Linked DNA regions of Homo sapiens: region 1 is linked to region 2. The links are chromatin loops, found by intact Hi-C in ENCODE. Cell type or tissue: PC-9. All regions are shown on one strand. Each heading gives the region's core, and the rest is flanking DNA. Links, peaks and the distances in the headings are about the cores only. Region 1 overlaps GIGYF2 (GRB10 interacting GYF protein 2). Region 2 overlaps UGT1A8 (UDP glucuronosyltransferase family 1 member A8).

Region 1 (11,167 bases), core at 1,151-9,150, 850 kb after region 2:
TGTCTGGGATGTTTTTAAATCTCTGAATTTAAACAAATCAACCAACAAAACTGGAGCTGGGCATGGTGGCACACACCTGTAGTCCTAGATATTTAGGAGGCTGAGGCGGGAGGATCACTTGAGCCCAGGGGCTCGAGACCAGTGTGGGCAACATCACAAGACCCTATCTCCAAAAAAGCCAACCAAACAAAAAACCGGAAGCAGAGAGGGTACAAAACAAATACTTCAAAACTCAGGAATAGTTAGGAGAATTTGGAAATAAGTTCATAGAATGGGATGAGAAAACGGTGGCTCTAAGTGAAAGGGTGAGCAAATGAGAATATGAAAGAGAGTAGCATTGAGAGAGACAGAAACAAACATTCCCAGGGAAGAGTGTTTCTTTCTACTAAGTGGGAAATTCCTCAGATAGAAGCAAGTCTCCTTGGTTAAGCAAATGGATGTTCCATGACCAAAATGACTTTGTTCCCCCTAATCTGCCCATTCCACTCCCAATTTTTAAAAATTTATTTTCATTTTTCCTGAATACACACACAGAGTCTAGTTGGGAAGGTGTGGGCAAGCTCTGGAGGGGTGTGTTCAGAGTGGGTGTGTCTGCGGTATGAGGGCAGGAGCTGATCCACATGTTAGCAGAAAGGGAGAGTCAAAAAGAGAAAAGATATTTGGTCAAACTTACCGACATCTGCCTTGACCTCTACATTCTCAAATACAGAACCAGCCAGTGCTACGTGGTCTGGCAGAGAAAGAAGCCATGGCTGCCTCCATGTCTTGGGTGCTTGGAGCTTTTCCATGGTACCAAGAGGAACAGTTTAGTGCAGAACTCAGCCTCCATAAAGGTGAGTACAAGAGGTGCACTCAGATAGAATACAATCAGATTTTATTTAAGTTCTTTTTTATTTTCCTCCACACTGGCAAAAGTTCCGAGGGAGCCTAAAGTTTTGTAAACATTTTAACTATCCCTCTTACCCACCCCCAACTTTTGAATTTACAAAGCAAAGGAGAGTAGGAGCCCCAACTTTTAATGGTTTCCTCTCCCCTCATGCTATTTGATCCAAAAACTATATACAATTTTGTAGCAGTCTCTGTATAGTTATTACACATGTTTAGAAGGGAGGGAGGCAAGAAGGGATAGGGAGAATGGTGATCCAAAATAATAAAAATAGAAGCCAAATATAATACTCCAAACCCAAACTGCTCTCAGAGCAACTCCAGCCTTCTTCAGGCAACAATGACAGGCAGCAAAGGTGCTTTTCCAGGGGCTGCCCAGACCACAGCACCTCTCGCACAGGCACAGCTGCCCAATGACTCCAACCCAGTGTGAGTGGCAATTCCAGGTGATGTTCTGTAGGGGTTTGGTGGAGGCAGGAAAAGTATTTGTTTATAAATAGGGCTTGAGTACATTTCTACTTGAAGTTTAAGGTTTTAGGAGGCCATGACCAGAAGCCAGGCCAGGCTTCCTGCTCCCATTTTCGCCCATCCCCTCCAGCCCACTGCATCCTCCTGTATAGTAGATTCCATGGATGAAGGTCTTAAAGATGGACAGGTTCTGTATGTTCTCTTTTCAGAAAAGGCAAACAACTTGCCATCCCAGAATCTTTACACAAAACCTTTTCCGGGCTACAGCAAGACACACACGCAATGCTCTGAGGACCAGATGAAATTCCAGGCTTTTATCAGAAGCAAAAGTTTATCCCTATCCAAAAATGAAATTATACAAATTCATACATATGGTAAAGATTCTAGCTGCCTCTTAAACGAGACAAATTTTCAGCAGAAGGGCCCAAAACAAAATGGTCCTAGTCCTCTGAAGTAAAAATATTTATGGGAAAAATCAGTTTTTGTAAGAAAGAAAAATTAAGAATAGTCTCTCTCCCAGGCCATAGAGCTTCCTTTGTCCAATCAGGTTGGAGCATGCCAGGGGAGATCAGCTTGCTCAGAAGTCACTATCTAACGAAGAAAAACATAAATCCTTTCAGAGAAAGGACACTCAGAAAGAACAGGTGAGGAGTGTGTAACATCAAACCAAACCAACCTCATCTCAACCCCACTCAGGGCCTCTCTGATGCAATCCCAAAGTTAGCAGTGGCAATGCAACTTTCAGACCGGGAGAGCTCTGACTGCCTGTTGGATACTCGAGTCACAGTCCATGGGGTGTTTTGTTATTGGCCAATGTCTGTTAACCATTAACTCTCTTCATGATTGCACCAGTTAGACCATTTGCCCTGATGGGGGGAAAAAGAAGAAGAAAAAACAAAATAGAAGAAAAAAAGTGACAAGAGAAAGCAAGCTGCTAATGGCCGATCCCAACACACTTTCTGGGAGACAGTAGATGAAATCACAGCACAGTGAACACATGCTGCCTAAAATCAGCCTTGTTGGGGAGTAATCCCAACTGCCACCCCCAAGACACAGGGTCCAGTCCACTTATCTATAGTCTGAGATGTTCACCAACAAAAATGGATTAAAGAATCTTGGACACAAAGGGCCAGAAGAAAAAGCCTGAGATGATCGGTTCTGTGATTTGTTGCAGAGTGATAAAGAGTAAATGGTGAGTAAGTGTTGTGTCCAAAGGTGGAGACTCCATAGTCGGCAGACAGGAGAGGGATGGCCAGTCCACTGGCAGGTGCTCAGTAGTCATCCAACGTCTCGATTTCACCCATGTTGAGTCGCTCCGATGATGCATTGACTGAAAATCCTGCAGAAAAAAAACTGGCTATGAGTGACCACACCCAGGCAACCAAGCGGCTCAAATTCTAGGCGGTGAGCTGGAATGTAAGTCTGTGTTTGTTTGTTTGTGAGACAGGGTTTCACTCTGTCACCCAGGCTGGAGTGCAGTGGCGTGATCTCGGCTCACAGCAAGCTCCACCTCCTGGGTTCAAGAGATTCTCATGCCGTAGACTCCCAAGTAGCTGGATTACAGACACATGCCACCATGCCCGTCTCATTTTTTTTGTATTTTTAGTAGAGATAGGGTTTCACCATGTTGGCCAGTCTGGTCTTGAACTCCTGACCTCAAATGATCCGCCCGCCTCGGCCTCCCAAATTGCTGGGATTACAGGCGTCAGCCAACGTGCCTGGCCAGTCTTTTGTTTTTGAGCATACCATAGAAGTATTACAGGGAGACAAAGATAAAGGTCACAGCAGTAGCTTTCTGTTCTTCCAATGAGAGAGATTTTTTATTTTCTTAAGGTTCTGATATAACCTAATTAGGAAGGAAAATAAAACAAAATAGCATCACCAATTAAAAAGAACTGCAGGCCGGGTGTGGTGGCTCATGCCTTAATCTCAGCACTTTGGGAGGCCAAGGCAGGCGGATCATGAGGTCAGGATATCGAGACCATCCTGGCTAACATAGTGAAACCTCGTCTCTACTAAAAATACAAAAAAACATTAGCTAGGTGTGGTGGTGGGCACCTGTAGTCCCAGCTACTCGGGAGGCTGAGGCAGAAGAATTGCTTGAACCTGGTCGAAGGAGCTTGCAGTGAGCCGAGATCGCGCCACTGCACTCCAGCCTGGGTGACAGAGCGAGACTCTGTCTCAAAAAAAAAACAAAACAAAAAAACCCCCTGCAAACCACTGCTTCAGAGAATCAGAGAAAAGAATGGGATGTGAGTGTGTATCAAGGACAGGCTGGGCTGGCCCTGGAGGAAAGTTCATGCAGGAGGTCTACCTTAAAAGAGATGGGGGTGGGCAGGGGGGTTACCATGGAGGGTTGTATACACTAAGTTCTTTGTAACTACTTGACCACATAACTTTGAAATCTGAGTGGGATTAATACCCCTTTAAACCTCAACCCACTTTAATGGGAATACTTCTTCCCACCAGTCAAAAACTTTATGAAAGTTCTGGCCCAGAGCTTTTGATACTCAGGGTAAGAGGCTCCATGGAAGACACACTATTAAGATCCTTAGAGTCCTCGCATATTCTCTTTCCCACAGTAGACAGAGCAAGAAGATTAAAGTACTCTAACTCGATCTACTGTAAATATATCTGCAAAGGAAAAGATTTCAGTTAGCAATGTTTGATTAACCAAAAGGGAATTTGGCTTAGAAAAAGCAGTACTAGCATACCCATTGAAGGCAATAAGCAGTACTCACAAACACAACTGACAGCTGAAAACCTAATGCTGGCTGGGCACACTGGAGGCCGAGGTGGGTGGATTACTTGAGGCCAGGAGTTAGAGACCAGACTGGCCAACATGGCAAAAACCTGTCGCTACTCAAAATACAAAACATTAGCTGGGCGTGGCGCTGCACGCCTGTAATCCCAGCTACTCGGGAAGCTGAGGCACAAGAATTGCTTGAACCCAGGAGGCAGAGATTTTAGTGAGCTGAGATAACATCACTGCACTCCAGCCTGGGCAACAGAGTGAGACCTTGTCTCAAAAAAAAAAAAAAAAAAAAAAAAGAAAGAAAAAGAAAAAAAGAAAACCTAATGCCGAATGCCCAATGGTCACATGTATGTAATTTTTCCAAAACTTCTATAATTGGAGGTTGATAAAAATGATGAACAATGCCTCTTTAAACTGAGTGACTCCCCAAAAATGTTCCAGTTCTTCTACCTTGAATAAAATCCCAAACTGTTTTAGTTATTTGAATACCAAAAAGTAAACAGGCAATGTCCTTATTCTAAAAGCAGTTCTGTTAATATTAGCTGGGTTTTCTGCAGCCTCTTGTTTTTTCATGTTCAAGTTTTCAAATAAATACACATTTGAAATGTAACAGTAATAAACAAAAATGCCTTACATAAAATACCTTAATTAACTGACTCAAAAATATCATGATTCAAAAAAATAAACATGCCTATTTATTAACCAAAAAAGCTGTGGTACCAACTGCTTACAAGACCAAATATAGGGAGAGGCTAGGATTCCAAACCCCATCCTGAGTTTGACCCCATCAACTGTGTTCCAATAACCCACAAGTCTTTTTCTTCCCCCTTGAAAATAGTGACAGCCTTAGTGTTTATATATATATACATATATATGTATTTTTAAAGACAAGGTCTCACTCTGTCGCCCAGGCTGGAGTGCAGTGGTGTGATCTTGGCTCACTGCAACTTCCACCTCCCAGGCTGAAGCGATCCTCCCACCTCAGCCTCCCCAGTAGCTGGGACTATAAGCGGGTGCCACCACACCCAAGTAATTCTTGTAATTTTTGTAGAGACAAGGTTTTGGCATGTAGCCCAGGCTGGTCCCCAACTCCTGGATTCAAGCAATCCGCCCACGCTGGCCTCCCAAAGTGCTGGGATTACAGTCATGAGTCACCGTGCCTGACCCTAATGTTTATGTTTTTAAAGTAACAGTTAATTAGGCAAGTACAAGAACCTAAAGGCCAGTCTATGAAATAAAATACTACTTTATTCTGAGGCAGATTTTTCATTGACTTCACGTGTATCTTAAGAACAGATAAAATGTGATAAAAGGCAATAATGAACTATATGCAAAAGAAGTGGAAGTGTAATTTAAAAGCTAAATTAATTTTACTCATGCAAAGACAGGAAGGGAAAAGTCTGTGGCCAAAAAAAGTTGATTAATATGTTAATTATCAGTCTAGGCTTTTAGCAAACAGACATATTCTCATTTAACTGTCATTTAAAAAACCAGCAAGGTATGCATTCATCCTTTGGCTGAATGCCATTCTTTATCAAATTCAGCCATTTGATGTAAGGGAAAGTTCTGGGTACTGTGAAACCCAAGGCAACACAAACACGGATTCAATCCACTATGCCTGGCTCTAAAGATGACATTCTGTGAGGTTCAGAGCATAGTCTCACTCACATGAGTTCTTTAAGATTTGTGAGGTTGTTCTTACAAGGAAAGTCTGGGGAGAAACTGTATTGTGTGTTTATCACATCTGAGTGCAGGTTGCTGATTCACAATGACCACCTGAAGAGCTCTAAAAAAAGAGGAAGCCAGCCGGGCACGGTGGCTCACCCTTATAATCCCAGCACTTTGGCAGGCCAAGGCGGGCAGATCACGAGGTCAGGAGATCAAGACCATCCGGGCCAACATGGTGAAACCCCATCTCTACTAAAATACAAAAAGTAGCTGGCGTGGTGGCACGCACCTGTAGTCCCAGCACTCGGGAGGCTGAGGCAGGGGAAATCACTTGAACCCGGGAGGTGGAGGAAGCCTACTGAAGATAGGAGATACTGGAGAATATTGATAATTAAAATGAGGCTGTGGCCCCCTCTGCTGGTTTGTTTTAGAAGCAAAATTCTCTTTCCATCAGTGACTGCTTTTTCAACGAAGACTTCCCATTTTCCCATTTTATGCATGGGGAATGTGTAGCTAATGGATAGTTATTAATTTTTTCTCAGTATACAAATTATATGAAATATGTAAATTAAAAAGTAATAAATGAAAATGAAATAAGTATAGGACAAAAATGAGCAATTATGAGAGGAATTTCCAGAGTGAGGTTTAGGTGAGCAGTAATTTTCATAACCTCAGTGAGTATCCTCAATACTTTGTTCAACGTTTGTTTTTCTTCCCCTTCAAGGTATATGGATTCCTTAAACTCTACTCCTAGGATGACCTATCTCCCACACCCTTATAGTGAGGTTTTTAAAGTCCCTTCCTTTCTTAGATCTATAAATAGAAGATGAGATCCAAGGGAATATTTAAGTCCAAACGGTCTGACCTCATTTTCAGAGCAACCTTTTCCCTAACAGCCTATCCTCAAGTCCCAAAGCTTCTTAGCTAGAACCCACAGTTAGAATTTAAGGAATGTTTTAAAATCTATTCACCAATTTCATCCAAATTGGAAAAAATTTCAGGCTGCTCCATCCATCCTTATCAACTTTTGAGACAAGCAGAGGAAAACAGAATTGCACCAGATCTACAAGTTCCCAAACCCAGCTTTCAGGCACCAATTCTTTGTTATTATTATTTTTAAATAATATTTTAAACATTATTATTTTAAATTATTATTTTTTTGAGACGGAGTCTCACTCTGTCGCACAGGCTGGAGTGCAGTGGCGTGATCTCAGCTCACTGCAACCTCCGCCTCCTAGGCTGCTCAAGTGATTCTCCTGCCTCAGCTTCCCGAGTAGCTGGGATTATAGGCACCCACCACCACGCCCAGCTAATTTTGTATTTTTACTAGAGACGAGGTTTCACCATGTTGGCCAGGCTGGTCTCCAACTCCTGACCTCAAGCGATCCACCCGCCTCAGCCTCCCAAAGATCTGGGATTACAGGCGTGAGTCACCGCGTCTGGCTTCAGGCACCAATTCTAAAGGACAGTCCTAAAAGTTAGGTTTTACTGTCATGTTGTTTTCACCAGGGCTGGAAGGCTCTGAGGGAAAGAGAGAATCCTACCAAGGGTACAGTAAGGTTACCACCTGCCTCTCACTGTGCGGGGTCTCACGCTCTTCATGATGTCCCACAGACATTTCAAACTCAACCCAGTCAACACTCAATTCCCCTCAGCCTGTGCCATGTTCCACTGCTTATCATTTCACAGCAAATGGCAACACCATCCATCCATCCTGGTCCCCAAGCCTGAGACCTTTCCACTCTTCTTGTCCAGTTAATTCTATCCCCTACATTTCTGAAATCCATCTAACTCCTTTTCATCCCCACTACCAAAACCCTATTCCAAGTCACTGGTATCTTTTACCTAGTCTATACTGCAGCCTCCTCACTGTTCTGCCCTCCTGACAGGACAACAACCGGAACTTCCATCCTTGCGAATGTATTCTATTGCAGACAACATGGTTTTATAGCCACTAATTTTACATTCACAAATAGAAAATAATTTTAGGGCCGGGCGTGGCGGTTCACACCTGTAATCCCAGCACTTTGGGAGGCCAAGGCAAGAAGATCACCTGAAGTCAGGAGTTCAAGACCAGCCTGGCCAACATGGCAAAAACCCCTCTCTACTAAAAATACAAAAATTAGCCAGGTGTGGCGGCATGTGCCTGTAGTCTCAGCTACTCAGGAGGCTGAGGCAAGAGAATCGCTTGAACCCGGGAGGCAGAGGTTGCAGTGAGCTGAGATCACGCCACTGCACTCCAGCCTGAGCAAGAGTGAGACTCCATCTCAAAGAAAAAGAAAAAGAAAAAAAAAATGTTAGTTTCATCACTGTTGCAAAAAACATGGGCAGCCTATACTGTTTGTTATTCCTGAAACAATATTCCCCATCCTTTCTGCCATTCTTTCAAAGCCCAAATTCAGATGTCACCTTTTCAGAGAAGCTAGAGTGCAGTGGCATGATCACAGCTCACTGCAGCCTTCAACTCCTGGTCAAGGAATCCCCCTGCCTCATTCTCCCAAGTAGCTGGGACTATAGGTGGGCACCACCATGCCTGTTTTTAAAATTTTTTTTAGAGATATGGTCTCGCTACGTTACCCCAGCTGGTCTCAAACTCCTGGCCTCAAGTGACCCACCTACCTCAGCTTCCCAAAGTGAGCCACCGTGCCCAGCCTGCCTTGCATGGTCCATAATGCTAGATAAAAATAGCCGTGGGTAACACAGAAGGGTGGAAAGAAAACAGGCCTGCCTTGAAATCCCAGCATCCCATAGCAGAAAGCTATGTAACACTGGGAAATGTTCTCAATCTCTGTGCCTTGGTCTACTCATTATTGGTGAAACTGGTATGTCACCTCATAATGCAAAGTAATTCTGAGAATTATATGATACATAGAGTGATTATGAACATATACTGGTTCTCTTCTTGGAACACCTGATCGGATTAATGGTCTGCTTTCAATACAAATAAGCATTTAAGTTTTTAACATACTTTTAGTATCGTTCATTATTAGCATCATTTTCCAACTAAATTACTCAGGATCCTCCAGGGAAATTCATATTAAATATCAAACAATACTTTAAAGCACCAAACAATACTTTAAAGCACCATACAATATAAGTTGTTATTACATGAGGCACAGGTCCTGCACTGAGACGCCCAGTAAATACTGGCTACTTATTTTGAACCAGTTAAAACATTAGTTATTGATAAAAAGAAATATTTCCCTTCTTGAAAAACAATGCTCAATGGAAACTCACACAGGATAACTGGTATCACCTGCACTCCTCCAACACTCAGCTGAGACTAGGACCGTGCTCACCTAATAAACTGGGATCTGCTCGGACCATCTTCTGCTTTTTCTTCTTCTTGCCACTCTGCACAGCCTCAAAATTGGATTGTTGGTTGTTGCTTTGATTGGTCTGAAATACTGAATGGAGTGTACTGTGGTTCATCCCCCACACAGAGTCCTGTGAAATAAGCAGCATGACTGAGATTACACAGCAGATTCAGACTTGGCTCACCCTAGGAAAATGTTTGGTTTGTCCTCACCTTATCAAGAATGAGCTTAAAAGCAGAAAAACAAAAAGCTTTTCATCACATGTTCTAATAATAAAATCAAGAGCGGCCACTGAGCCACCATTTTCCTCTATTTAGACCAAGACATCCCACTCAGGGCTCAGTGCCTCCACAAAGCCTGTCCTGGTTAACTCTGGGTTTCCACCCTGCTGTGACGGCAGAACTTCTCTGGTACATACAGAGTCTGTATCAAATGCTAGGAAATGAATACTGCAAATAATCATGAGCAGACCACTGCACCTCTCACCTAACCAAGAGCAGAAAGTCTCTTTGTTCCCTGGGCCCCAGGACAGAGAGGACAGGGGTGGCATATTACCAAACAAAGTTAAAGTCGTGTACCTTATTCCTATCAGCAATCCCAGAAACGATCTGGCCCAAAAATACTGTCTGTATACTTTCTACCAACTGGTTACACTATGAAATTGCCTACTAGCCCTTCACGCCTACTTGTGGCTCTTATTAGCCAATGAGCCAGTTGAAGGCACAGGTGGTAGTAGTGGGGGAGAAGTGGAAAAAGCTCTGTGGAAGGACAAGCCTGGTGTGAGCATGTGTGTATGCGTGCGCCCATGGGTGCACGTGCTTACTGGGCTTCCATCTTCCTGTTTTAGCCCACAGAGAAGCCATTTCACAAATGCAAAGAGCCTTCTATATTGCTGTATGATGCCTTCTCCTTAAAATATTTTTCCTAGGGCCGGGCGTGGTAGCCCATGCCTGTAATCCCAGCACTTTGGGAGGCTGAGGAGGGCGGATCATGAGGTCGGGAGTTCAAGACCAGCCTGGCCAACATAGTTAAACCCCGTCTCTACTAAAACTAGGAAAAATTAGCCAGGCATGGTGGTGCGTGCCTGTAGTCCCAGCTACTCGGGAGTCTGAGGAAGGAGAATTGCTTGAACCCGGGAGTTGGAGGTTGCAGTGAGCTGAGATCGCGCTACTGCACTCCAGCTTGGGCAACAGAGTGACACTTCCTCCCAAAAAAAAAATTTGTTTTTCCTAGTGTTTCAGTGTTTACATCTTTCACTTTTCCTTCAATTTATGCCTGTTAGCCCATTACCCAGTTGGATGTTAAATGCCTTGTACTTCTCTGTATCTTCCACATCCTCATCGTAAGTGACCCATAATGAATACTGATTATCTCTAGAATAACAATTACAGGAGTAAAGGATATGAATATCTTTAAGCCCTTCCATGAGCCTTGCCATCTTGTCTTTCAGAAAACTTGTAGAATTGATTCTCACAGATTCCATATTTGTGAATTCACCTACTTGTTAAAATGTATTTGTAACCCCAAAATGAATACTTGTAGTGCTTTTATGGTCATTCTAGAAATACACATACTCAGAGCAAAAAACATGAGATGCTAAAGGCATATATTCCCAGTTAAGGTAGAACAAGGAAACAATGCCTTCTTGTTACAGTTCTCAATACTGCCAACAAGTGCCCTTTTTGTGGTCTATTTAGTGCCATGTTTTCCAAATTTTTGTGCTTTTTGTTAATGATTTCACTTTTTGTTTGTTTGTTTTTTGAGGCAGTCTCACTCTGTCACCCAGGCTGGAGTGCAGTGGTGTGATCTTGGCTCACTGCAACCTCTGCCTCCCAGGTTCAAGCAATTTCCTGCCTCAGCCTCCCGAGTAGCTGGGACTATAGGAGCACACCACCATGCCTGGCTAATCTTTGTATTTTTCGTAGAGACGGTATTTCACCATGTTGGCCAAGCTGGTTTTGAACTCCTGACCTCATGATCCACCTGTCTCGGCCTCCCAAAGTGCTGGGATTACGGACATGAGCCACCAGATTTCGCTGTGTAAAGTGGCCCTCAACTATAGTGCTGAAGAACT
Region 2 (11,167 bases), core at 1,722-9,721:
AGCACTCACAATGGTCTCACGCCCATGAGACTCGTCCTGCTCCAGAAAGTCACTCATACTTGTGCTTGGCAAGATTGCTGACGCCTCCTTGTCCTGGTCGCCCCAGGATGATGTGGGCAGGCTCTCTGGGCTGTGCACACTTTCTATCTCACTTCCTCTGTGTCTACATGCCTGGCCGTGTCTGCCATTGCTGGTGAAGCTGAGGCTTCCCTTAGGGAGGAAGTTACCCCCATTAGAAATCCACATTGATAATAGATTCCACCTTTGGACAGAACCCATGGGACAGGCAGCGAATGGAGCTGTCCACCAGAGGGCGCAGGCAGGAAGGCACAGAGAAGGCAGGCCTGCAAGGGCTTTGGGAACTCTCCAGGGGAGGATGATTCCCGGGGAGTTGTGAGGACACAGAGCGCTAGAAAGGGATTCTCAGCTGTGGGTGCAACATCTCAGCCTCTGAACTATTCCTCCAACCCCCTTAAAACTGTATGCATCCTAAGCACCCTCCTGATGAGCCCGGGGTGAGGGTGGAACACACCTGGGAGGGTGCTCTCACCACATTCAGGGGGCTCCCCTGTTCTATCTCCATGCAGTGGTGTTTTGTTTAGACACCAATGTCATCTAATTTCTACTCCCACGTCTAGGACTCCTAGACCCTGGGGAGGCCCATGTATCTTGGAAGATGGTGGTGCCTTCAGCGACATGGGAGCACTGGGGAGAGCAGGACTGTGGGGAGGGAGTAGCTCATATTCCTGGTGCCCAGGAAATAGGAGGAGCAGCCCAAGGCATCAGCTTCCAGGGTCTGGAGATGAGGAGGGGTCTGGGCTGCACAGATAGACTTGGAGCCATCAGCATAAGTGGTGATTGAAGCCATGGGTGTCAGTGAGGTCACCCCAGAAAAATTCAGAGATAGAAAAAGGCATCCAATAGCCTGATCTGAATGATTGTATATTCCCCTCTGCCAATCTCAGAGACATAAACAAAGACCTAAACAAAGACTAAGTGGTCTAAAGACCTCTTTCCACCCAAACCTACAAACTTAAACTGTTTAACTTTTTTAAAAAACATAGAAACAAATCCTCCCACCTTTTGGTAGACAAAGATTCCTTAGATAGGGCACGAGGGGTACAAAACACAAAACGTTTGCTAAAATTGACTTAATCAAAACTTGCAACTTTTGCTCCTTGAAAGACGTTGTTTTTTAAAAAATGAAACAAAGGACACCACACACCAGAAGTAAACAGAAACACAACTATCTGACATAGCACTTGTATCCAGAATATGTAAAGAACTCACTACTCAAATATAAGAAGACAAACAAACCAATAAAGGTGTGCGGAAGATTTTGAAAGGGCACCTTTTAAAAGAAAACAGGCATATGATCAATAAGCACATGAAAAGATTATCATCAGTCATAAGAGGAATGCAAATTCAAACCCAATGAAATTCTACTACACACCCATTAGGATGGCTAAAATGTAAAAGACTAAAAATAGCAAGTCTTAGCACAAATACAGAGCAGCCAGAACTCTAATGCGTTGCTGTTAGGAATGTAAAATTGTATAACTGCTTTGGAAACAGTTCGACTGTTTCTTATGAAGTCATACATACACCTACCATGCAACCCAACAATCCCACTTTTAAGTATTTACCCAAGAAAAATGAAATCTCAGAAACACTCGTACTCGAATAGTCATAGCAGCTTTATTCATAATAGCCAACAACTGGAAACTATCCACATGTCCATCAATAAATAAATGCATAAGCAAATGATGATATATCTATACAATGAAATGCTACTCGGAAATAGAAACGAATGAAATATTGATACATGCAACAATGTGAAAGGATCTGAAGAGACATTATGCCGAGCCAAAGAGGCCAGACACAAAACAGTATACCTGTGTGTTTTTCATTCATAATTGTATGATTCCATTCAGATGAAACTCTAGAAAAGACAATTCTGTTATCCAGCAACAGAAACCATCCAGGGTTGCCTAAGGTGAGGGGAGGTATTAGGTGACTGAGATAGGACAGAAGGGAAGTTACTGGGTAATGGAGTGCTCCGTGTCTTGAATGTGGTGATGGCTGCACAGCTAAATAAAATCATTACAACTCAGAAATGTATCATTAAAACGGTGCACTTTATTGCATGTAAATAATACTCCAATAATGTTTATTTTAGTAGTATCAATTGAAAACATATCATTCAATTAAAAAAGAACAAAATTTTCCCAAGCTGACCAAAAGACCAAAACCTACTATACAAAGCCCTACCTATTCCAAGAAACACTCACAGCAAAACACCTATATTTAATAATGTTTCTTTCACATCCTGGTATATTTTTTGAATTTTAAGTTTAAATTTATAAGTACTTACATATATCACAGTAGGAAAAAGAATTCCTAAAAGAGAGCAAGAGGCAGAGACTTCAAATACTAAATACTTATAAGCCCCAAAATGATTGCTTTAAAAGTCGGCAGGTCATCCTTTCTGGAGGACATTCTTATTGAGTGTTCACCCATAGATTATTAAAAGAAATTTAGATTAGGACACAGAAAAATCTATATAGTAATAGGTTTATATGACAAACTAGTAACAAAAAATCTGACATCTAAATAGAAAATATCATTAATTGAAGGGTAATTCACAGCGTGGACAAGTTATTTCCTATCTCATCCCAGCGGCCACCCCTCCCCCAAACTCTCAAATGTACTTCTGGTGAGGATCCACTCCCAGCTCAGGATAGAACATGTGACCTAGGCCTCAACCAATCAGCACGTCTCATCCCCTTGGCCACCATGATTAGTTCAGAGATGGGCATGTGACTTCATTAGAGCCAATGAGGCAGAAGAACTTTAACTAGGAATCCTGGGAAAAGAACTCAGGCTGAAGCCCCTGCTGCTTGGGTATTATGACACTGAGAAGGATGCCACGGCCGAGGAAACAGAGACAAGAAATGGAAACATATAAATGGGTTCTGGTGACATAGTTTGGCTCTGTAGCAAGCAATACCTAACCAGATAGCCCCTGAGATTGTTCTAGTATGTGAACCAATAAAAGAGATTAAAAAAGAAAAGCCCTGCAACAAATTCACTGAGTCAAGAATTTGGGGAAGTTGCCCAAATAAAGTGATCACAGGTTGCATTGATTTGGGGGGGGGTGGGGAGTTGGTCAGGGTCTTGCTCTGTTGCCCAGGCTGAGGTGCAATGATGCAAACATAGCTCACTGGAACCTTGAACTCCTGGGCTCAAATAATCCTCCCACCTCAGCCTTCCGAGTAGTTAGGTCTACAGGCACACGCTACCATGTCCAGCTAGGTTTTTACTTTCTGTAGTGAAGGAATCTCACTATGCTGCCTAGGCTGGTCTCAAACTCCTGGGCTCAAGCTATCCTCCTGCTTCGGCCCCGCAAAGTGCTGGGATTATAAGCATGAGCCACCACGCTCAGCCAGTTGCATCAATTCTATTAAATGCAGAAGGTAAATACCAGTTCTTATCTTCACTGGTGAAACAACTTGATGAAAGTAAACACACACACACAAAAGACGTTTAAATGAAGAATTAATAAGGGAAATGAAAATTCAAATAACCTTGAGATATTTTTTACCTATTGGATTGTCAAAAACTGAAAGCATTTGATGATAATACATGTGGCAAGGATATGAAGGAAAGTGTACACTTATACATTGCTAAGGGAAGAATAAATTGTTAATGCCTAATGACATTTAAAATGTGCACGACACAGTAAGTCCATTTTCCGGCAACTCCCCTGTGGAAACTCCCACACAGGAGCACAGTGAGTCATATACTAAGATGTTTATTCTAATTCGTTTGAATAAAAGTAAAAAGCAAGATGCAGAGTGGGGGAAGATATTTGCAATATCTATAACTGCCAAAGAACTAGTATCCAGAATGCATACATAATTCGAGTAGACAACCCAGTGGGCAATAGACTTGAATGGGCAAAAGAGGAAATCCAAATGACTGATAAGTATATTTTAAAACCCTCAATATAATCAGTCATGTACATAACTAATGCCTTAGCAATCAGGGATATGTACAACCACTCTGAAAAATAGTTACATCTTATTAAATTAATGATATGCACGCCCTCCAACGCAGCAGCTCCACCCCTAGGTATATACTCTAAAAACCCACTCACATGTGTTTCAGAATGTAAAAGAATGTTCGTTGTAACATTGTTCACAGTAGTGAAAAGCTAGATACAACCCAAAGCCCATCAACAGTAGAATGGATAAATAAAATTGTGGTGTATTCATACAATGGGATATATTCAGTACTGACAATCCACAAACTACAACTTGTAAAAACACACATCATGAATCTCTCAAACATAAGGTTGAACCAAAAAAAAAAAAAAGGCAAGACAAAGAAAAACAGTAAAATTCTATTTATGTTAAGTACCGAAACAGGTAAAATCATCTGTATTATTTACAGATGCAAATTTAGGTGGCAAAATTGTAAAGAAAAGCAAAGAAATAGTCGAGGGAGAGAGAACATCAAAAAGAATAGCTCATGGATGCTGAGCTTAATACCTAGGTGATGGGTTGATCTGGGCAGCAAACCACCATGGCACATGTTTAGCTATGTAACAAACCTGCACATCCTGCATGTGTGCCCTGGAACTTAAAATAAATGCTGATGAAGAAAAACACAAGAGAAATAATCATCACAAAAGTCAGAGAAAAGATGGAAAGGGAATAGAACGGAGGGCAGGCACCCAGGATGGATGTCTGGGTGCTGATAAACTGCAGTGACCTCCGGGATAGAAAGCCTAATGCAGAGTATTTTGGGGGTCCCTCAGCTGCCATGCAAAGTGGAGCACATGCAGATGGGACTCTGTCCACCTGAGCAGCTTCCTCTACCTTGGGGGCTGGCTGACCATGGATCCTAGGTTCCTGTTGATTCTTACTGCCTATCTGTGAAGAATCAAGTTTCTTTGCCTGACTTGCACAAGCATTCCATCTCACCAGACTCATACTCTGGCAGCTAGGATTGTAAAATGCCTCCAACCAGAGCTGGGAAGTGCCAGGTCTAGGAATCTTAGTAAAGACTGCTGAGGTGTTTAGAGTCCTGCCCTGGGATTGGCAACCCAACCTAATTGGTGCATGGTATTTCTCTCCCAGAGATGGATACCAGTGTACGGCACTCTGCTTCACAGTCACTGTCAACCCTGAGATTCCAGAATTCCATGACTTTTCAGTGACAAGAAGGAGTGGGGTGGGGAGTAGAAATCAGACCTACAGTGATGGGGCACAGACACAGTAGAAACACTCATTTCTCTAGTCTTCTTATCACATACTTAGGTCCACCTCCCATCTCCACTCTTACCCTAAGGTTTGAGAAACACCTAGAAAAAAAGCTGTGTTTCTAAGCCGCTGTAAAATCCTCAGCATCACACCAGCCTGGACACCCTCATGTACCCAGCCTATGGTGAAACCTCAATGGTCATTTGCTTTGACCAAGTCTGTGGCTGAAAGACCACGTGAAGTTTGAGTGGTAAATGTACTTGGCCTCTGCTTTTGTACAATGGCCTAAATTGGAAGAATGTTTTTTCAGGGTCACCAGCTTGAATAGTTCCAAAAGGCACTATCTACATAGTACCTGGCACTGGGCCCCACCCCTGAGGTTGGGCAATCCAGCTGCCCTGGTTCTCTCACTCTCCCAGCTGCACATTTGCCCCTGCCTGGGCCAGCTTTGTGGAGGAGCAGCCTGGGCAGACACACCACATTCCACATTTAGAAGGTTCTCATGCTTTGTTTAATACTTTGCTGTCAGTGTCCTGAAATTCTTGGTTTTTTTTTAAGACAGAATCTAGCTCTGTCACCCAGGCTGGCATGCAGTGGCGTGATCTCGGCTCACTGCAACCTCTGCCTCCCAGGTCCAAGTGCAAGTGATTCTCACACCTCAGCCTCCTGAGTAGCCGGAACCACAGGCATGCACCTCCACACCCAGCTAATTTTTTGTCTTTTTAGTAGAGAAGGAGTTTCACTATTTTGGCCAGGGCAGTCTTGAACTCCTGGCCTCAAGTGATCTGCCTGCCTCAGCTTCCCACTTCAGCTCCAGCCACTGTGCTCGGCCTGAAATTCTTAATAATTTTTGAACAAGGGGCATTTTGCACTAAGACACTCAAAGTATGCAGCTGATCTGTTACCGACCTACCTGCTCAGGGTATTAAAAGATAACAATATACTGGTGAATTTTTATACCAGTCGTTGTGAATATTATCTCACAACTATAATTTATGAGAAGACCTTCAACTTCCTAGAACTGTCAACTCAGTTTCTTCTCTCTTCAGAGCCTTTCCCAGATCCATAAACCATTTCTATCCCTTGCCACAAGCAATATCACCAGCTGCTCTTCACAGCTGAAGGTAATCTCCCCACCCTGATTCTTAAAAAGGTATTTATTATCATTAAATTTGCCTCATGTGTGTCTGCTAAAAAATATGTGCAATTCTGAAGGATAAGTTATGAGCCACCTCTGAAGACAAGTCTCTGATGAGTATCATTTTAAAGGCACAAACAAAATAAAAGCAAAACCCCATGTAATAAGACAAAAATTGAGAGAATGTGTTGCTGAAAAACTCAACTTACAAGAAATACTAAAGGAAGTTCTTCAGGTTGAAAGCAAGTGACCCCATAGAATAATCTGAATTCATACAGAAAAAAAGCACTGATAATAGTAATCATGTAGTTATAAAAGGCAGTACCAATGCATACTTCCCCTTTATTCTCTCTCTCTCTCTCTTTTTTTTTTTTTCAGACGAAGTCTCGCTCTTGTCCCCCAGGCTGGCGTGCAATGGCACGATCTTGGCTCTCTGCAACCTCCGCCTCCCGGGTTCAAGCAATTCTCCTGCCTCAGCCTCCCGAGTAGCTGGGATTACAGGCGCCTGCCACCATACCCGGCTAATTTCTGTATTTTAAGTAGAGATGGGGTTTCACCATGTTGGCCAGGCTGGTCTTGATCTAGGCTGGTCTCAGGTGATCCACCTGCCTCAGCCTTCCAAAGTGCTGGGATTACAGGAGTGAGCCACCGTGCCCGGCCCTATTCTCTTAACTGATTTTAAAAGCAATCCTAAAAAGCAATATACATATATATAATTATATTGTTGGGACTATAACATATGGAAGCGTAATATATTTGACAATAATAGCACAAGGGAGGCAGTTGGGAGCAAAGGCAAATTGGGCTAAGAAATGATACCATAAGGTAACTCAGATCCATAAGAACAAAGGAAAAGAACCAAAAATGATAAGCAAAAAGGTTAATATAACAAACTCTATAAATACATACTTGCTCTTCTTTCTTCTCTCTGATTCTTGAAAGCATGTGTATTTATATAAAGTAATATTATCACCATGTATTGTTTAGTTTGTAACATATATAGATGTACCACGTATAACAATAATATCATAAAAAGGGGAGAAAGGAAATAGAGCTATATAGGAATGACATTTCAATATTTAACTGGAATTAAGTTGGTATAAATCTGAAGTAGATACTGGTAAGTTAAAATCGATGTGCTAAGCCCTAGAACAACCGCTCAGAACACAACTTTTTAAATAGTGGAAAGAAAAACATTAAAGGATTTTACATGTTGCACTAGAAAATATTCACTCAATGCAAAAAAAAAAAAAAAGCAATAAAGGCAGAACAGAGGAACAAATAAATACATGAGAGATATAGAGCATAAAAAGTAAAATGGGGCCAGGCACAGTGGCTCACACCTGTAATCCCAGTACTTTGAAAGGCTGAGGCGGGTGGATCACTTGAGGTAAGGAGTTTGAGACCAGACTGACCAACATGGCAAAACTCTGTCTCTATAAAAAATACAAAAATTAGCCAGGCATGTTGGTGCACACCTGTAGTTCCAGCTGCTCGGGCGGCTGAGGTGGGAGAACTGCTTGAACCCAGGAGGCGGAGGTTGCAGTGGGCCAAGATCACACCACTGCACTCCAGTCTGGGTAACAGAATGAGATTTTGTCTCAAAAAAAAAAGAAAAGAAAAAAATGATGGTAGACATAATTCCATCTACATCAATAATAGTATTAAATGTGAATGGATTAAACAACTCAATTAAAAGACAGAGATTATCAGACTGCATTAAAAACAAGGACTAATAATATCTTGTCTGCAGAAGATACATTTGAGATTTAAAAACAAAAAAAAGTTTATATTTAAAACTTAAATTTTACAAAGTTAAATGGTGGAAAAAAAATATATCATGAAACAGCAACCAAAAGAAATGCAGATTGGTTATACTAATATCAGATAAAATAGACTTTTTTAATGACACAGTATCATGAAGCAAGATAATATAGACCTTAAAACAAAAAATATTACTAGCAATAAAGTGGGAAATTGTGTAATGATAAGTGTCACTCCACCAGGAAGCTAAACTAAACACAAAGCAAGAAGGCAGAAAATAATAAAGAATAGAGGGGAAATTAACGACATAGAAATAGAGAAGCAATAGAGAAAAATAAACAAAACCAAAATTGTTTATTTGAAAATATAGACAAAATTGATAAACCTAAAGTTAGATTAACAAAGAAAAAAGAGAGAAGACTCAAAATTGCTAAAAATATGAAATGAAAGAGGGAATGTTACTACCAACCTTACAGAAACAGAAAGTATTATAAGGGAACACTCTGGGCCATTTTATGCCAAGGAATTAGATAACTTAGATAAAATTGACAAATTCCTAGAAAGAAACAAACTACTGAAATTGAATCAAGAAGAAATACAAAATCTAAATAAAGCCATAACAGGTAAAAAGATTAAATTAGTAATTTTAAAACCTCCTGCAAGAAAAGCCTAGGCCCAGACAGCTTCACTAGTGAATTCTATCAAATATGTAAAGAATGAATACCAATTCTTGACAGACTGTTCCCAAAAAATAGAAGAGAACATTCCCCAGTTTCTTCTACAAGGCCAGTAATATTCAGATAGCAAACACAGACCAAGGCTCCGCAAGAAAATAAGACTTCCAATATCTCTTATGGATATGATGCAAAAGTCCTCAATAAAATGCTGTCAAACCAAATTCAGTAACATGTAAAAGGATTATACAACACAATCAAGTGGGATTATTCTAGGAATACAAGGTTCGTTTACACCTGCAAATCAATTAACACATATCACTAGAATAGGGGACCAAAAAGAAAACCATGTTCATTTCAATAGACACAGAAAAAGCATTTGACAAAACCAAACACCTCAGGTATGATAAGAATACTCAACGAGCTAGGAATAGATGAAAATTTCCTCAATCTCATAATGTGGGGGGCATCTACTCAAAAAATCTCCAGTTAAGACCTAATCTGCTAAAAGACTGAATACTTCCCCACCTAAGATCAGGAACAAGATAAGAATCTCCTCTTTCCACTTCTATTCAACACGGTACTAGAGGTTCAAGCCAGGGCAATTAGATAAGCAAAAGAAATAAATGTTATCCTTATTAGAAAGGAAGAAGTAACGCTATCTCTATTTGTAGATAACATGATCTGGAATGTAGAAAATCCTACGAAATCCACTAAAAAAAAACTATTAGAACAAATAAACAAGTTCAGAAATGTTGAAGTACAAGATCAATATACAAAACTCTTTATGCTAAAGGGAAAAAGCTATTCATGTATTTTGTGAATGGAATCCATAGAAATAGGCAAATTCATAAGGACAGAAAGTTGATTAATGGCTGCCAGGGGCTGGAGGAAGGAGAGAAAGAAGAGTGACTGATAATAGATATAAGGTATCTTTGGGAGTGACTGAAAATGTTCTAAGGTTGACTATGGTGATGGTTGTACAAATCTGTGACTATACCAAAAACCATTAAAATTAGTGAATTGTTAATTTTTTGAAGGGTTTTTTTTTGTGTCTCTATTTCCTTCAGTTCTGCTCTGATCTTAGTTATTTCTTGCCTTTTACTAGCTTTTGAATGTGTTTGCTCTTGCTTTTCTAGTTCTTTTAATTGTGATGTTAGGGTGTCAATTTTAGATCTTTTCTGCTTTCTCTTGTGGGCATTTAGTGCTATAAATTTCCCTCTACACACTGCTTTGAATGTGTCCCAGAGATTCTGGTATGTTGTGTCTTTGTTCTCGTTGATTTCAAAGAACACCTTTATTTCTGCCTTCATTTCGTTATGTACCCAGTAGTTATTCAGGAGCAGGTTGTTCAGTTTCCATGTAGTTGAGCGGTTTTGAGTGATTTTCTTAATTCTGAGTTCTAGTTTGATTGCACTGTGGTCTGAGAGACAGTTTGCTATAATTTCTGTTCTTTTACGTTTGCTGAGGAGTGCTTTACTTCCAACTATGTGGTCAATTTTGGAGTAGGTGTGGTGTGGTGCTGAAAAGAATGTATATTCTGTTGATTTGGGGTGGAGAGTTCTGTAGATGTCTATTAGGTCCGCTTGGTGCAGAGCTGAGTTCAATTCCTGGGTATCCTTGTTAACTTTCTGTCTCGTTGATCTGTCTAATGTTGACAGTGGGGTGTTAAAGTCTCCCACTATTATTGTGTGGGAGTCTAAGTCTCTTTGTAGATCTCTAAGAACTTTTACACTGTTGGTGGGACTGTAAACTAGTTCAACCATTGTGGAAGACAGTGTGGCGATTCCTCAAGGATCTAGAACTAGAAATACCATTTGACCCAGCCATCTCATTACTGGGTATATACCCAAAGGATTATAAATAATGCTGCTATAAAGACACATGCACATGTATGTTTATAACGGCACTATTCACAATAGCAAAGACTTGGAACCAACCTAAATGTCCCTCAATGATAGACTGGATTAAGAAAATGTGGCACATATACACCATGGAATACTATGCAGCCATAAAAAATTATGAGTTCATGTCCTTTGTAGGGACATGGATGAAACTGGAAACCATCATTCTCAGCAAACTATCGCAAGGACAAAAAATCAAACACCGCATGTTCTCACTCATAGGTGGGAATTGAACAATCACACACAGACACAGGAAGAGGAACGTCACACACCGGGGACTGTTGTGGGGTGGGGGGAGGAGGGAGGGATAGCATTAGGAGATATACCTAATGCTAAATGACGAGTTAATGGGTGCAGCACACCAACATGGCACATGTATACATATGTAACAAACCTGTACGTTGTGCACATGTACCCTAA

The links. A loop is a pair of places that touch in the nucleus more often than their neighbours do. Peaks named below come from ENCODE experiments on the same cell type or tissue, not always from the same donor. Only the 100,000 strongest peaks of a DNase experiment are listed, where the experiment ranks them.
Region 1: a loop joins it to region 2, with 18 times the contacts of the local background. A loop is called at or near these places in 4 of 110 quality-filtered maps.

The regions. Positions count from the first base shown.
Region 1 is chr2:232,848,318-232,859,484 of GRCh38, reverse strand. It overlaps GIGYF2 (GRB10 interacting GYF protein 2), which reads right to left. Exons shown (of 29, transcript NM_001103146.3): 28 at 9,076-9,223; 29 at 1-2,692. The coding sequence ends at 2,625. Among named protein-coding and RNA genes, the nearest start is that of SNORC, 16 kb to the left of the region's middle. In PC-9, for the core only: a CTCF peak has its summit at 6,125; DNase peaks (open chromatin) are centred at 2,714, 5,194 and 5,800; H3K4me3 peaks cover 349 bases; H3K27ac peaks cover 5,223 bases.
Region 2 is chr2:233,700,750-233,711,916 of GRCh38, reverse strand. The region is part of intron 1 of UGT1A8 (UDP glucuronosyltransferase family 1 member A8); the gene reads right to left. All of the region lies in intron 1 of UGT1A10 (UDP glucuronosyltransferase family 1 member A10), which reads right to left. All of the region lies in intron 1 of UGT1A9 (UDP glucuronosyltransferase family 1 member A9), which reads right to left. The region is part of intron 1 of UGT1A7 (UDP glucuronosyltransferase family 1 member A7); the gene reads right to left. It also overlaps UGT1A6 and UGT1A. Among named protein-coding and RNA genes, the nearest start is that of UGT1A5, 6.6 kb to the left of the region's middle. In PC-9, for the core only: no CTCF peak of the experiment used is centred there; DNase peaks (open chromatin) are centred at 5,006 and 5,776; H3K4me3 peaks cover 2,842 bases; H3K27ac peaks cover 7,503 bases.